Regions from separate parts of the Mus musculus genome. Here region 2 is linked to region 1. A link is a loop called in an ENCODE intact Hi-C map of the cell type or tissue named here. Cell type or tissue: heart. All regions are shown on one strand. Each heading gives the region's core, and the rest is flanking DNA. Links, peaks and the distances in the headings are about the cores only.

Region 1 (8,338 bases), core at 184-8,183:
TTTAAGTAAAAATGTCTTCTAGGGAAGGTTACACATTACTTACCTTCCCGAGATAATGATTTTCATAAAACAAATGCTGTAAAGCCTCAGGGAAAATGAAGGTTTGCCCACAGAGGAAAACTTTGGATTTCAGAATTGAAGGAGAACCTATTCTCTGTCTGCAGGGAGCAGTCTGTATTCCCTCAACAGATATTTAATGAATAAATACTATACACCAAGCCCACCTAGGCACATGGTAGGTATTCACCAAATTAACCATTTAGGGAGTACAGTGCAGAAAACTGAGGCAGAGATGTGAGGCGGGGAGACGAAGGGCAGGGATCTTGCAGATGTAATTGGGTACCCAGGGAAAGCTACAACCCGTCAGGCAACAGAGAAGACAAGAAATACAAGATGAGCTATAGGAAAATATACTAAAAGCAAGCACTCACACATTCTAATTCTACAAAGAATGCTGTTCCCTCACCTGTTAAAATTCCAGCCATGGGGCTCTTGCCTGGGCCATGAGACAAACTCCAACCCTGTGCCCCACACTCCTTCCGTTCCCCACCACCACCAGTCACCTCCAGTACAGTTCAGATTGCTCTATGTTAAGCCCTCCATCTACTTAAAAGTGGTATTAAATTAGGGAGATAACGGGGAGGTGCCTGGAGAGAGGGGACAGAAATTAAGAGCACCTGCTGCTCTTGCAGATGACCCAGATTCAATTCCCAGCAGCCATGTGGCAGTTCACAAATATCTATAGGTCAAGTTCCCGGGCATCCGAGGCTCTTCTCTAACTTCCTCAGGGACCGGGCATACACACGATGCACAGATATACATGCAGGCAAAATAGTTACACACATAAAATAAAGTTGTTGTTGTTGTTTAATTTTTAAATTAAATTCCAGCCTCTGTACTACTGTTGCCACGTCTTAGCTTCCTCCACAGTGTGAAGCCCTTAGAGCAGTACACTACCTACAGTGTCAGTAGGCAGCTGAGCTTCCAGCAAGGATGTAGCTTAACAAATTACCCTGCTAGTCAGTTCACCTGCTGCAGCCTACACTGTGGGGTTCTTCCTACGTAAAGAGGCTCTCCTTAAAAAGTAAGCAAATGTGTGTAAGTCTGGCTGGTCACATCTATTCATTGGAGAGGATTATCTTTCGGTTACTTTGGAAAATGCCAACTCTGTGGGTTTATTTCTCTTACTGACTCCTTCAAGTCATTTTTCCAAAATGCTACACTTCGTAAGGCACCATGTTACCCAGAGTCAGTTGTCTTAGAACTAATTGGTAAAACCAGAAAAAAAAAATTAAAGATGTATTTTATGTGTATATGTGTGTGCCTGGATAAGTTCACGCGCACCACACGCATACAGGTGCCCTGGAGAGCCAGAAGGATTTAGATTCCCTGGAAGTGGGATTTAAGAAGGTTGTGGGCCTCCTCACATGGGTGCTAGAAATGTGTAGCTCATGCCTTCTTGTAGAGACATCCCTCCACCACCCAAATCAGGACGATTTGTGGGGAGAGCTGGTTTATTTTTGCTGGTTTGGTTTTTTTTTTAGACAGGGTTTCTCTGTGTAGCCCTGGCTGTCCTAGAACTTGCTCTGTAGGACAGGCTGGCCTTGAACTCACAGAGACTAACCTGCCTCTGCCTCTGAGTGCTGGGATTAAAGGTTCGTACCTCTGGGCTAGAGGTTTTTAAATGTCATATAAGAGAATGTCAAAGGATATAAAAGTAAATAAATTCGTTTATAAGAGAAAAGGGGTGCTAAATCGTGTGTTGAATTTGTCTTTTAACAGCTTTGTATGCCATGGAAATTAAAGTTGAAAAAGATTTGAAGACTGGAGAGAGCGTAGTTCTGTCTTCAATACCGCTGCCATCTGATGACTTTAAAAGCACAGGGATAAAAGTGTATGAGGACCGGCAGAAATCAGTCTATGCTGTTAGCTCCAATCAGAACACAACCTACAATGGCACCGACGGCCTCGCACCTGTCGAAGTGGAGGATCTCCTAAGACAAGCCTCAGAGAGGAACTCTAAATCGCCCACAGAGTACCATGAGCCAGTGTACGCCAATCCGTTTTGCAGGCCTGTGACCCCACAGAGAGAAAGAGTCATAAGCCCTGGACCAAATTTTCAAGAAAGGATAATGATGAAAACGAACGGACTGGGCAACCATGCAAATGAATCTGCGCACAATATGACCGACGGGCTCTCAGAGAGGAGAAGCAACGGTCCCACTCACACCAGTCCCACTCGGCCAACACCTCAGCCCCGATCAATGGTTCAGCAAGTGGAAGAGATGGTCCACACCCAACAAAAGAGGATGGCAAGCCCTTGGGAAGAATCCAGCAACAGGCAAAACGAACACGAAGTTTCTCCAAGGATGGAACTGAGCCCCAGCAGAGCAAGCCCTGGGAAATCGGGACCCCAGTGTTCTTCACCCACTTGCCAGGAGGAGACAGAAGATGTCAGATATAACATCGTTCATTCCCTGCCTTCTGATGTGGATGACACAGAACCTGTAACAATGATTTTCATGGGGTATCAGCAGGCAGATGATAATGAGGAAGAAAAGAAGCTTTTGACAGGCTACGACGGGGTCATCCACGCTGAGCTCGTTGTGATTGATGACGAGGCGGAGGATAATGAAGGACAAACCGAGAGGCCATCCTACCATCCCGTAGCTCCCTACAGTCAGGTTTACCAGCCACCCAAACCAACCCCACTTCCTAGAAAGAGAGCGGAAGTTAGGCCGTATGAAAACACAAACCATAAATCTCCTCACAAAAATTCCATCTCTCTGAAAGAGCAAGAGGAACGCTTAGGCAGCCCTGCCCGGCACTCTCCCCTGGATGTCCCAGTAGCTGGAGACGGGACTGAGGATCCTTCCTTAACAGGTAATAAAAATGACAAGGCATGCCGCTGCTGTTTACTAATGTGACAGTCTTCTCCGTGCTAATGAACGCTCTGACTTCCGGTGTTTGTGACCACCTCATAAACTAATACACACTGGATAGCTTTTATTAACGCTGATCCGAAGTATTATCAGCAGAGCAAAGTAAGTCGCATCAAAAAAATAATAATAATAATAACAACGAAAGTGGAAACTCCGTCTTGCTTTGTTTTAATATTGCATTGGCTGCCTCTAGCTACTGGAGATGTATGTGTCTTCTGGGAGGGAGCAATGCCATATGTATTCACATTGGGGTTGCTAATTAATGTGCTGATCATCAGAAACATACTTTTCACAGCAGAATCCAATGACAACTACTTTCCTGTGCCTCTCTGTGACTTAAATTTTACACGTAAGTTAACAAGTAGCCTTAATTTTAAAAGGAAATAGGAGACACATACCATTTTCTTTGCATTTTATTACTCTGCTATATCTCCTTTCTCTATACTTTTATAGGTTTACTAATGTTGGTTCTTTCATTTTCTACACTTTAAAATTTTTATCTTGCATCATCTATGACTCAATTTTTCATAGTCTTCTCCAACTTGATGTATTTTTTTTTCTATTTTCTATACAGCCGCATTTCACATTCTCTATGACTTTTTATGGCTTTGTATCTCTTGAGCTATTTTATCATTGAATAATGAAAAGTAACTGCAACACCTTTTTTTCTACACACTGACAGCTCCTCGATTTCAAATTCCTTGTTATCACTCAGATATCGAGACCTATTATCACTGATAGAAAAATGAATAAGAATCTGACAAACACAATTAGAATGACTGGGTTTACCTTAGCTAAAAGTCTAAGTCAAATTACACAAACGCACAGGTTCTAAACATTAGAAATGCAAAGTAATTGTAAATGTTGCTAATTGAAGAATGATCATTAAAAAGCAATAGCTATTAAGTACCAGCCATCTGAGCAAGTTGAACCTGGTAGTTTTATAGAAGTGGGTTAGGACCTCTGCAATTCAAGATCTTTCTCCCTCATCGAGCCATAAGCCCAATCTTGTTTTGCTAATAACACCATAATAGAGACATCCTTAAATTATTTAAAGTCCTTGTTAGGTGAATCCATCACAAATTTAATCACCTGAAGGATTTCTACCCTCCCTCATGTGTCTTCCTCAGAATCTGGAATAACGTTCCCCCACAATGGAAAGCTGCAGAGACTAAGGCCCTTTCCTTTTGGAGAACTGGCTTTGATGGCTGGTCAAATGCTTCTTTTGAAATTCATTCTTAAAACAATGCATGTAACATAGGGGAAGGATCGCTCTATTTATGGTCTGAAGTATTGGCATGACACACTAAAAACAAACAAACAAAAAAAAAAAAACCTCCCTGTTTTGATGTTGGATTTTAGCCAGCTCTTCCAAAAACCCCCTACTCCTTCTTCCCTAACCATATTAACACATTTACCCCAAGTAAAATGACAGGAAGTGACTAACATTTCCAGACAACACTAATCATGCTACTGAAATAAAATTATGAAAACAGGAAAACCTATTCCAAAGTAACAATGCAAAGTCTTGTGCTATCAAACTAAGTATCTTGTGAAGAGAATGCTCCAAATTCCTTACCCTTCATTGTGAAATTGTTTTACGTCTCTGCCTTCCAATTCGTCACATAGATCACAGAGTGGAGGTATTAGTTTGAATGAGCTTTAAAAATAAGTCAATCAGGGCTGGTGAGATGGCTCAGTGGGTAAGAGCACCCGACTGCTCTTCCGAAGGTCCGAAGTTCAAATCCCAGCAACCACATGGTGGCTCACAACCACCCGTAATGAGATCTGATGCCCTCTTCTGGAGTGTCTGAAGACAGCTACAGTGTACTTACATATAATAAATAAATAAATCTTTAAAAAAAAAAATAAGTCAATCAGATTATATCAATGATTTCAGGGACCAACTATGTACACTGAGAATGTAGCTACCTATGGACTTTAATTTCACAAGTACATTGTACTTTTCAACATCACACATACACACGCATGCATACATATACATATACATATACATATACATATACATATACATATACATATACATATACCAGAGAGAAATGCTACAATACTTAAAGACCCACAATTTAAGTCAATTCCTTTATTATAATACAGAATTCCTATTAAATACTAATAGTTATGGTAGGCACAATAATTAAGAATTGTCTCTTTCCATTTGTTGTAAATATACTTATCAAAATCTTATCTCAAGAGACATTCGTAGGAGTGGGGAATATAACACAGTGGGTAAGTGCACTTATTCTACAAAATAGGGATGTGAATTTGAATTCCAACCACCCATATCAAAAGCCATGGATGTGCAAGCCTGTAACACCACCATTGCAGGAGCAGGGACAGGCAGATCCAGCAGTTCACTGGCCACCCATCCAGCCAAAACAGTGAGCTTCTGCTTCAGGAAAGCCTCTGCTCCAAGGTAACAAGGCACGGATTAATAGATAAGGCCACTTGATGTCCTGCTTTGGCCTTCTGTGTGCAGCATACGCAGTGCATGCATCACACAGAGAGAGACAGAGACAGAGAGAAAGTCAGAGACAGAGTTTCTCACTTGAAAAGCTATGTTAGTAGAAACTAGTCCAGCATGGATAGTCTAGCAACAGTATAGTTTAGTAAAATTTTGAACACTGTGAAACATGACAGAAATCTTATGTCTATCTGCTTGTATAAGCATGATATGATCCAGACTCACCCACTATTATATGGCTTCAGTAAGCGCTCCATGAGATCACAGTAACCCTGACAATAGCAACTACACAGCTTGCTTTCTTTGGTAGACCTCACACACCTATTCTTCTCCCGGCTCAGTTCTGTGATTGTAGAGATATCAATGGTTCTTCGGGATGAAGAGGCAGAAAAACTTTAGCTCTGGAGCACTCGCTCCCCCATTGATTGGGAAACAGCCAGTAGGGGTCACAGGAGGCTGAGCATAAAACACAAATCTCTCTCCCACCAATTTAAGCAGCTAAAACTGTGTGTCTGAGTGGTTGGAGGAAATCAAGACTGGGATCAGAGAAGAGCAGAGAAGAGAGGTCAAGAGGAGAACTGAAGGCACACTATTAGAGGAAGCATCCTTGCATTGACTGAGCATGCTTCCTCTCCACACCTCCACCTGGAATTATGGCTACTGCCACAGGCTTGGAGAAAGGGATCCGAGTGCTAGCTGACCTCACTGCATGCCCTGCGACACAGGGAGGGCTCTATTTGCAGACTCTCAAGATGGGGCATAACTAACTGTAGGGAACAAGATTCTGACCCTGTCTTAAACAGACCTTTAAGCAATCCGTTATCCCTGCTCTCTCTCAGCATTGGTAATGCAAGAGGACACAAAACCCACGATCAGCCCCCCTCATGAAGCCTTGCCTCCTGCCTATTCTGCTGTGGGGTTGCAGGTTCTTGCCCAGAGGCCACCACCCAGCAGCTTCCAGCAACAGAGCCCACCCATCCTGCTGACTGGGCAAAGGAAATTCTCTCAAGACAGCCTGAACGCTGGCTTTGCTGTTAGTAGTGACTTGCCTCGTCACTTTCAAGTGAAAGCGATGCTTTTAACCTCTGTCACAGAGAGAACATGGCATTGAAAATGACCTCATGACAGTGGCAGGTCCCCATCCCTTCTCATATTTTTGTAAAAGGCCTTCTGAAGATAGGATCATTGCTTTGGTTGATGGGTAACTATGTGCAGCATAGAGATGGGGAGAAAAAAAAAACATGCCTTCTCTTACTGTTTCATTAAAACAAAATTGTACAATTAGCTAAATGGCTGCTTCTTGGGCCATTTTACACACAAATGTAATATTGCATAATGAATATAATCATTTGCTCAATGCCTTGAAAGCACCTTAAAACTTTTAGAACATGACAGAGGCAGCTATACCCAAAGGCCCTCGGTATTGAGGTGTAATACCAGAACACCAAATGAGTGCTATCAATCCCACACCTACAGTTTTAAAAGGCTTCATCAGCAGTAGAGCACACTCAAAGATACAGCTGCCATTCAAAAGCATAATTACACACTAACGCTTAATTATTAGTTCATCTCATTTCATACATAGATTTATTCTTGTCATTGCCCATCCAAAGGTCAGAGGGCCTTTGGACAACCAAGCTTAATGATATTATTTTAAAATTTTTAATCACTAATCATAGTTTAAGTATGAGTATCTTTGTTTTGGTTCAGTGGTACAAAGCTAAGGATATGCACAAAAGACAGATATTGACGTAAAGGAATATATCCAGGCTGAGAGTGAAAATACACGCCATCAGCCTGTGCTGGGTTTGTTCTGCTCGTTTTTCTGGCCTCTGTAGACATAGGCTCCTCCTAGTTCTGAACCTACACCTGTCCTAAGTTAACCATAGCTCATTATTTCTGCTGTCTCTTTACGCTACTAAAACAATGCTCACGCGGTTGGATAAAACCATCTGAGGTATGTTCTCAACTTTCCTGCCTTCTATGAAATGGTCATTTAGAGTAAAAATCGTGATTCTTTTATAATTTGCTTTTTTTTTTTTTTTTACTTTAATCTACAGCTTTAAGAATAAGAATGGCCAAGCTGGGGAAAAAGGTGATCTGAGAGCCGTGGTGCCCACCTGAATAACCTCTGAAGGAGAAGCCACGAAATGCCTGAAAACTTCTCTTCTGAATTCTTTTATTTCTTGTCCCTAAAGTCCAAAACTATATAATTATACCCATAGTAAGTCACATAAATAAATATTAGTCATTATTTAGGGGGGAATCCCCCCTCAAAAAAAACTGGGACAACAAATGCTAACTTTTCCAGTTACTTGATATGACTCAGTGGGGCCGGGGGAACCAGTATATTTTTATTGTATTGATACCAAAGCATTTCTAATAAGAGCTTGTTGAATTTAAGAATAAAGTTATTTAAAATACCTTGACTATCTTAACTGGCATGGTAATGTTGTTGATGCAAAAATCATACATAGGCACACCTCATGCCAAGAAATATCAGCCACTGACAGGAATGCACCCTCTCAAAATCAGTAACTCCTTAAGATGACTGCATGCTCCTGCCAAAGATCAATTTAGTTGGCTCAGTTGAGACTCTAATGAGATTGCACACATCCACAAGGCACACAGAACAACTGTGCTTCTGCTCTGGGTGTACTCAGGTTGGTTATCTTGCTAAAGCACAAGACATTCCAGAAGACAACAGGCTCGTTCATTCTTCTTCAGGTTCCATCCTCTCTTCAACTCAGTTCGAGGTGCAATTAATGATTGTAGCTTAAGGGCACTAGTAAAGAGACCTCCATATTCTCAAAAGGGCTCAGATCTGGTCCAGGTGAATAAGTTAGAATCTTTACATTAAAACTAGGAAAAAGGGTTTAAAGGGGTGGCACAGCCTGTAAAAGTGATTGACTTG
Region 2 (8,338 bases), core at 305-8,304, 150 kb before region 1:
TTATTATCTTTTTAACTTACTGTTTTCAGGTTGTCTATTTTGAATTAAAAATCTACTATAACATGGAGTGTTCTTCATATAATTTAGAGAAAGACTATCGTGGATTCCTGATCAGCAACATACCAATAATCTTTCTGACCTTTAATGTTGTCACTGGTCTTTGCATGTTCATGGATTCATGAAAGGACAAAGTGCAACAACAGGAAGGGCTGAGTGAGGGTTCATGCATGCTCTAAAACTTTAACGGTGCCAAATACTATGTTATTGACTTTTCTTATTTCCAGTAACCAAATACTAGAGAAAGAATTTGTTTTGGATCACAGTTTCAGTGATGTCAGTCCAAAGTAGGAAGAAAGACTTGGCATAACAAAAAAAGTTCATATTATGGCCGGCCTGAAGCAGAGAAAGATACGACAGAAGAAGCCAAAGCGAGATATGACCCAAAGACACAGCCCCTGGTGACCCACTTTCTCTGAGCCCCAGGACCTACATTCCACCACTTCTCAATCATGCCATCAAGACATTAGTTCATCAGGGCCCTCACTATCCAATCATCCTTCAGGAAATGCCTATAAACATACTCAGAGGTGTGCTTCACTAATCCCCTAAAAGTTTTTTTTTTCTTTTGGGGCCAGTGGGAGCAAGTTTTGAGACAGGGTTTCTCTGTGTAGTTCTAGCTGTCCTGGAACTCATTCTGTAGACCTCAAACTCAAAGATTTACCTGCCTCTGCCTCCTGAGTGCTGGGATTAAAGGCATGTGTCATTACTACCTGGCGTCCCTTGAAGCTTCTTAACCTAGTGACAATGACACTTAAAGTTTCTTAATCTAGTGACAATGACAATCAAAATTAAACATCCCAACTTCTATGTCTAACTTTGTTTGCATCAGTTTTTATTTTTTCTCAGTTTCCCCAAAGAAAATATTTTCCACCCTTTAATCAAAGTTGGCCAACTATATGGATGTGGTCCAGCACTTAACACACATGGGGATCATTTCTTCATTATACTTACTGAGTAACCAATACATGTCTCAACTACCATGGATCCTGTTTTATAGACATCCTTGCAGCCTTCCAAGAAAAGTCATAAAACCACAAAGAGAGAGCATGGGTGGAGAGCAGATATTGCATGGCAACAAATCTTGCAAGGAAGCAGAGCTAATCTTGGCCTTTTTAAATGTGTGATTTGATGTAGATCCTGGTAGATACCATTTAAAAAGTCATCAATGCTATGGAGAGGTGATTGGGAAAATCCCATGCAAAAGCATGTGTAAGTATCTACAAGGTCATCACAGTACAGAACCACGGCAGCACCATATACTGAGTCTACAGTTGAACAGCCCTGGCTGAATTCTCTCTGGGAGTGAGAAGCTAGAGCTACAGTGTGGGCTGTTCTAGGAAGGTAAGGGATCCAGAGACATGGAGAGCTGTGATTGCACGTGAAGGGCTTTGTGCTCTAAAAACTTAAATACTGATACTCTAAGATGCTGTCAACGTGTGGTCCTCTGTAGTACTAAATGCTCCGTATACATATAGGAAAAGCCACTGTGTTTTCACCTGGAATAACAGTGACTGATAAACCTGACTCACCGGATAGACTGGACTCTTAATCTCACTCTCCCTACAGTACATAGTGTTTGTTGTCTTCCTGACATTCCTTAAAGATTATTCATCCTTTATCAGTTGTTCTGTGAGCTATTTAATTCCTTCTTCCCAAAGGCCTACAGTAAAAATATCTGCCTCTAAACATTATTTTACCCCTTCCCCTATTAACTACTTCTTTATCCTATTCCTACCTTGTATTAATTTTTATTTATAAATACAAAAGAATTTACCTTAAACTGCCTTTTCTTCTGAGCCCCACCCAACCCATGGGTATCATTTGTCCTTGCCCCAGCAGGTCTAAAATTCCATTCCCAGCGATGCCATAGGAAGCAATGTGGGAAGGAGAGAATTGATCTGGGCAAATGCATATAAATTAATGCCACTCATAGATAGATAGATAGATAGATAGATAGATAGATAGATAGATAGATAGATACCAATCATCCTTACAAAAATATTTGTGCTTAATGTGAAACCACTTTATACCCTCATTTTTCCCTCAGAATACTTTAAAATGATGATATCAAGATGCTTCTGATTTCTTAATGAATAATGAGGCCAAGATGCGGTTATTGTCTGGCAGCAAGAAGAAGTTTCACAGCAATAGCCTTCAGCCAATCACATTATTATGACAGTTAGAAAACAATACTATGCCTTCTCCCAGGCTTCAAACTTAATGCCTTGGGATTGGGAGGGGGGGTAATATTTCTCCTAACTACAAAACTCCTGCAGTATAAATATCATATATACAACCTATTTCCTTAATATAAAGCACATGAAATATGATGTATGTATTATTAGTAGTTTTTCTCACCACCTCAACATAATCCTAATAGAAGGAATCTGTGAGATGAAGGATTTGTTTTGGCTCATGATTCTAGTGAACACGGAGCATCGTGGTGTGTGTGATATGGCATTGGTGCTCTGTCCCTAATAGTAGAACCTTATGGCTTCTTTATATTGTAACCAAACAAGAAGCTAAATTACAACTTTTAAGGCCCTACAGTCTACATTTACCAGCAAAGCCCACTTTCCAAAAGATTCCATAATCTCCAATGCTGGTTAGACTTATCTATCTATCTATCTATCTATCTATCTATCTATCTATCTATCTATCTATTTATTATGGTCAACTTTGGCACAGCCAGGATCATCCAGGAAGAAAGAACTTAAAGAAAATACCTCCATCAGATTGGGCTATAGACATTTTCTTAATTAATGATTGGGAAGGCCCAGCCCCGTGTCCTGAATTGTGTAAGAACATAGACCGAGCAAGCCATAGGGAAGAAGGCAGTAAGCAGTGTTCCTCCATGACCTGGACTTCAGTTCTTGCTTGCCTTGACCTCCCTTCATCATAGACTATGGGCTATAAAATGAAATAAACCCTTTTCCTCCCCTAATTGCTTTTGCTCCTAGCATTTTATCACATCATTAGAAAGCAGTCTATGACACTTCCCAAAGCAGCATCACCATTAAGGGACCAGTTGGGGACACTGAATGTAATTGAACCCACCATCTTTTCCTTACTTCCATTTAGCTCTCTTCCAGGATCCAGACATAACTATTATAGCTTTTCTTTTCCACGTCTGGACTCCATCAAGATTATTAACTATCCAACAATGCTTTGTTTACCTCTTTCAGATACTCTAGGAAAAGGGCCTGGAAGAAACAAGTCATCCTATGTCTTCATCCTTGAAAATCCCTCTACATCCAAGGAAGCTACAAACAGGTCCAGGCTCATTTTACCACTTTTCTCACGCCCACAGTTTTGGCACAAACACTTAGATTTAGACCAAAATCAATCATCTATAGTTTAAAAAAATTAATATTACATCTTCTCCTTACTTCTTACTTCTCCTTACTTCAAAAGATTGATGCCTCTTCTTTTCTTTCTTTTTCTTCCATGACTCCTCTAAGTGTTCAAGGAACACAAAGGAAGACCTTACACATAGCATGTTTTTTCTTTTTAATGTGTTTGTGTGTATGTGTATGTAAATGTGGTATGTGTTTATGTGTGAGTGGTGTGTGTTTGTGTGTTTCCCATGTGTGTGCATGTCCACATGCCCACATGCACAAGAAAGCCAGAGTAAATATCGGGTCTACTAGGATTTCACTCTCTCCCTTGCTTCTTTGAGTCGGGATCTTTTCCCCACGCCTTAGGCCAAGCAAGCAGCCAGCAAACCCCACCCAGCTTCCTGTTCCTGCCCCCCACCCCTAGAGTTATGGGTGCATGAACAGACCTGGTTCTTTACATAGGTCCTGGGAATTCAAACCCAGATCTCCATACTGAAACAGAAATTACTCTTACCCACTGAGATATCTAACCAGCCCCACTTTTTCGGTAATCCCCAGATGTCGTTTAGCAGTTAACAAAGTAAACAGTGGCATTTCAACAGGGCGTCCTGAACAGAGGGTTGACTGTCTAAGGATTGGAGTCTAGAGCCAGGAGTTGACAGTCTAGGAGTTCAGGACCTTTCAAACAATGAACAAAGAATTGGGCACCCAGGAACAAAGAAAAGAAGACTGTGAGAGAGCGAAAGTAAGCAATTATTCAGAGCGGAAAGCATCCTCTGGGGCAGAGTAGGGTCTCAGGCCTTTTAGACTACCAAGTGGCCTCTAGGTTGGCCTTTTTATAGGGCTGCTTGGCCCTACCCCTCTGTCCCTCTGTTCCTCTCTCCCGCTTCTACATCTCCTCAGTCTAGATGGGTCTTGACACACAGAAATAACAAAGAGCAATGAGGTCACATCCCAGTCCAGGGGAGGGCGTGGTGCAGGAGGTGAGGGTGTGGTGCAAGCGTTAGCTCTCTTTGGATTCCAGCTGCTATGTGAGAATGTTACCTTTCTCACAGCCCTTGTCCCTGCCTGTCTCTTCCAGGCTCACTCCTCACAGCATTAGATTGTTCAAGGTCCAGCAATCAAATGCAGTAGTGTCACGTGTTTGGTTACCTCTGCCACGGCTGACATCAGATGTGCCCCTGAAAAGTATGTAACCACCCTCAGACTGTGTTGTATAGTAGGTCCCACCCAATTGAACTGTCCCCAACCTCACAAGAACAGAAACCAGAAAGATTACAAGGTTCCTCCCCTGTGGCTATAGAAGCAGAAAACAATTGCCAGGAAAAGAGACTCACCAGATGAGCTTCCTGGCGAGATTTTCCAACCAGTCTGCTGCCTGCAAGTTATGGAGAGAGCTCCGTGGTTGCAGTTTCTGAGTCTTCAGCCATGCTGGAGTGAGGATGTGGGTGATACAGCAGCCTTTGAGAGTATCTGCTTCACTAGATAGCCCATAGTCCTGTAATTAATTTTACTACTTAACAAGTTAGACAGTAATAGGAATATTACCTTGGCCTGTCTTGGGTTCCCTATCTAGGGTAACTAGATGTTTGTTCATGTCTATCTCACTGAACACAACCTTACATGGTCTATTAGTTCTGAAATAGCAGAAACACCTGTTTTAAATTCTCTCTAGAAAGAGTAACTGAGAAAGAACCACACATTAACTGTTCTCCCTGTCATATGTTCTTTCTTCCCTTTATTAATTTTTACCCAGAATCTGCATTTCTTTTATTTTTTGTGATCTTCAGTGTCTGTTCCTAACTTGAGCTGTGTCTGGAAATAAAAGTAGGTTCCAGAAGAAAAGGGTCGAGGGGGAACAAAAGAAGCCATGGCAGCAGAAGAATGGGAGCCACATGACTGGAGACATTTTCTTCCATGGAATGCTTTGGAAGAGCAGAAATGCTTGGCCATTGGTCTGCTGTCTCAAGAGGAATATTTTAGTACTGGGGGTTTCTCTGAAAAGTCACAACAGCTGCTGCCTTAGTTTACCACATGGAGTCATGCAGATTGTACAGACCTGCTTCAGGAATCATCCCAAAGGCAAAGGTAGGGTAAAACTATCGGTAATATGACTTACACAGAGAGAGAGAGAGAGAGAGAGAGAGAGAGAGAGAGAGAGAGAGATGCACAAACATGCACACATACACAAACATGCACACACACACATACAGAGACATACCTGCATATGCATATACACATGCACATACATGTGTACATGCCTAAAATAGAATTGCTTTTATTTGTACTCAACTCATTAGATCCCAAGCTCTACAGCCATGCATTCAACCAACCACAGGCCAAAAATATTCAGAAAAAAATACTGAAACAACACAGACTTATTTTCATTATCATGTCCTAAACAATACATGCAAGAAAAAAAAAACAATTTATGTCATAATTGCTTTGTGCCAGGCAGCATGAGTGATCTAGGGATGGCTTAACATGCATAGAAGGCTGTCTATAAATTTAAATTGCATGTCACATAAGGGACTTGACCATGTGCCTACACTGGTATCCATGGGTCCTAGAACCAGACTCCATAGACACTGAGGGACAATTTCAAATTTTGAACTTCTAAAGGTTTCCTTTAAAGGAAGCATTTCACTGTGTTGACGTGTGTGTCATATATGCATAACTGAATACATACATATTCTGCATCAATCCTCAACGTCTTTGTTTCACAAATGAAGAAGCTAAGATCAAAAACTTCTTCCAAGGCCACATGAAGGAGCAGATGACCAAAAACAGAACCTGGAGCCTCTAAAGCTCTTCTTACCCTTGATTAACATGCAGTCATTTTTCACTATATCAATCACCAACACTCATTCTTTTAACCACATCACTTTGTTTAAGGCAAGATAGCTTGCTATTAAACTGTTATTAACATGCATATATTAAGTAAATAAAAATCAAGTTTCTTCCTTCACAAATACTGCAAGATCCTAAATCCTTTGTTAGACTCTGCCTTCAGCTTTCTATCCTGACAGATGTCAGTGAGATCAGGAAGCAGCTCTGAAAGTTTATAACTCTTGACCCTCTGCTAACATCGTAGTAGTATGTGGTCAAAGAATGGTTCAGGCCACAATGGAAGTTTAAAAGACTGCATGTTCATTTTCCATTCTATGTATATGTGTGTGGGAGGGTACATGCACATGTATGTTCAGGGAACTTCAGAGGCCACAAGAGAGTGTTGACTCTTTTGGAGCTGGAGCTCAGGACAGCTGAGAGCCTTCAGATATGGGTGTTGGGATGCTAACTTGGGTCCTCTGAAGCAGTAAGCTACAGGTGATCTTAACCCTAGCCACTGAGCCATCTCTCCGGCCCCAGAGGAGATTTTTACCTTGACTCAATGGGTTCCTTAAAACAAGCCTTTGAGGGAGGAAAGGAAGGCTGTGACTACAGCTTAGGAAGATGAAATGTATGCTTCACTCCCAGTGTTGTCACCAAGTACTAACTAATCACGAGGAAGATAAAAACCCTTGCATTCCGGCCACTTTCCTGGAGAGTTCTGTTTCTTGTTGAAAAGAGATTTAGATACTAAGCAGTTTTGGAAGCCTTGCCGGCCAGAGGAACAAACTTGCTCTGTTTAAAATCAACAAGCCAGAAATACATAGGTGGGGTAGAACCCCAGTGAGACCTGAGAATGAGAGAAAACCATTGCAGGGATAAAACACACCTTTTAGTGCCATGATAATTGATGTCTGTAATAATGAAATGGTCTAGGAATGCCGGTTTCCTCTATCTCTTGCTAAAAGAAAGCACACAATTAGGAAGGCTTATGATGAGTGTACTCTATGCCCCACATTAATTTTAGCTTTTTCCTATACATTGTACATTGTGGAGTGGTTTGAATATGTTTCGCCCAGAGAGTGGCACTATTTGGAGGTGTGGCCTTGTTGGAGTAAGTGTGTCACTGTGGGCGTGGGCTCTAAGACCCTCTTCCTAGCTGCCTGGAAATCAGTCTTCAGCTAGCAGCCTTCAGATGAAGATGTAGAACTCTCAGCCCTTCCTGCACCATGCCTGCCTGGTTGCTGCCATGTTCCTATCTTGATGATACTGAACTAAATCTCTGAATATGTAAGCTAGCCCCAACTAAATGTTGTTTTTATAAACATTGCCTTAGTCATGGTGTCTGTTCACAACAGTAAAATACTAACTACGACGACACATTGTTTAGCATGATAAAAAAAAAAATGGGGGGCTGGTGAGATGGCTCAGTGGGTAAGAGCACCCGACTGCTCTTCCAAAGGTCCGAAGTTCAAATCCCAGCAACCACATGGTGGCCCACAACCACCCGTAATGAGATCTGATGCCCTCTTCTGGTGCGTCTGGAGACAACTACAGTGTACTTATATATAATAAATAAATAAATCTTTAAAAAAAATGTATTCAGGTGAGGAAACTGAGAAAAGAGTTAGAGATTTGTGGGGCCTGGATCATGATGTTCTTGAATCTCTGTGCACAGGGAGGTTCCCTCAAAGCCAGGTGGCCTAATGCACACTGCTAATCCCAACTCTTGGAAGGCAGAAGCAGGTAGATCTCTGTGGGTTCAAGGCTAGCCTAGTCTACATAGTGAGCTCCTGAGATAGACAAGAATACATAGAAAGAGACTGTCTCAAAACAAAACAAAACAAAAATTAAAAATAAATACATAGAGTTCCCACAAAATTCAGCTTTGGGTTTTTGTTTATTTGTTCTTTTGTTTGTGTTTTGTCGAAGTTGCATCTCATTCATATAACCTAGGCTGACCTTGAACCTGCTATGTAGCCAGCAATGACCTTAAACTTCTGATATTCCATCCTCCACTTCTGAGGTGCTGGGATTACAGGTATATACCACACCCCAGGCCAAAACTATTCATTTTAACAAAGAAAAATGTACAATAGGATAAACCATAT

Evidence for each region. Hi-C counts contacts between places; a loop is a spot of excess contacts. Peaks named below come from ENCODE experiments on the same cell type or tissue, not always from the same donor. Only the 100,000 strongest peaks of a DNase experiment are listed, where the experiment ranks them.
Region 2: it touches region 1 in a loop (2.1-fold over the local background); 7 of 42 quality-filtered maps call a loop at or near these places.

The regions. Positions count from the first base shown.
Region 1 is chr3:116,917,780-116,926,117 of GRCm38, reverse strand. It overlaps Palmd (palmdelphin), which reads left to right. Exons shown (of 8, transcript NM_023245.3): 7 at 1,783-2,883; 8 at 7,485-7,856. The coding sequence ends at 7,528. Among named protein-coding and RNA genes, the nearest start is that of Gm32148, 31 kb to the left of the region's middle. In heart, for the core only: a CTCF peak has its summit at 4,775 (motif pointing left); no DNase peak of the experiment used is centred there.
Region 2 is chr3:117,063,967-117,072,304 of GRCm38, reverse strand. 1700061I17Rik (RIKEN cDNA 1700061I17 gene) reads left to right here. Exons shown (of 9, transcript NR_038029.1): 3 at 3,246-3,333; 4 at 4,480-4,586; 5 at 5,155-5,486. Among named protein-coding and RNA genes, the nearest start is that of 1700061I17Rik, 9.6 kb to the left of the region's middle. In heart, for the core only: no CTCF peak of the experiment used is centred there; a DNase peak (open chromatin) is centred at 4,444; H3K27ac peaks cover 506 bases.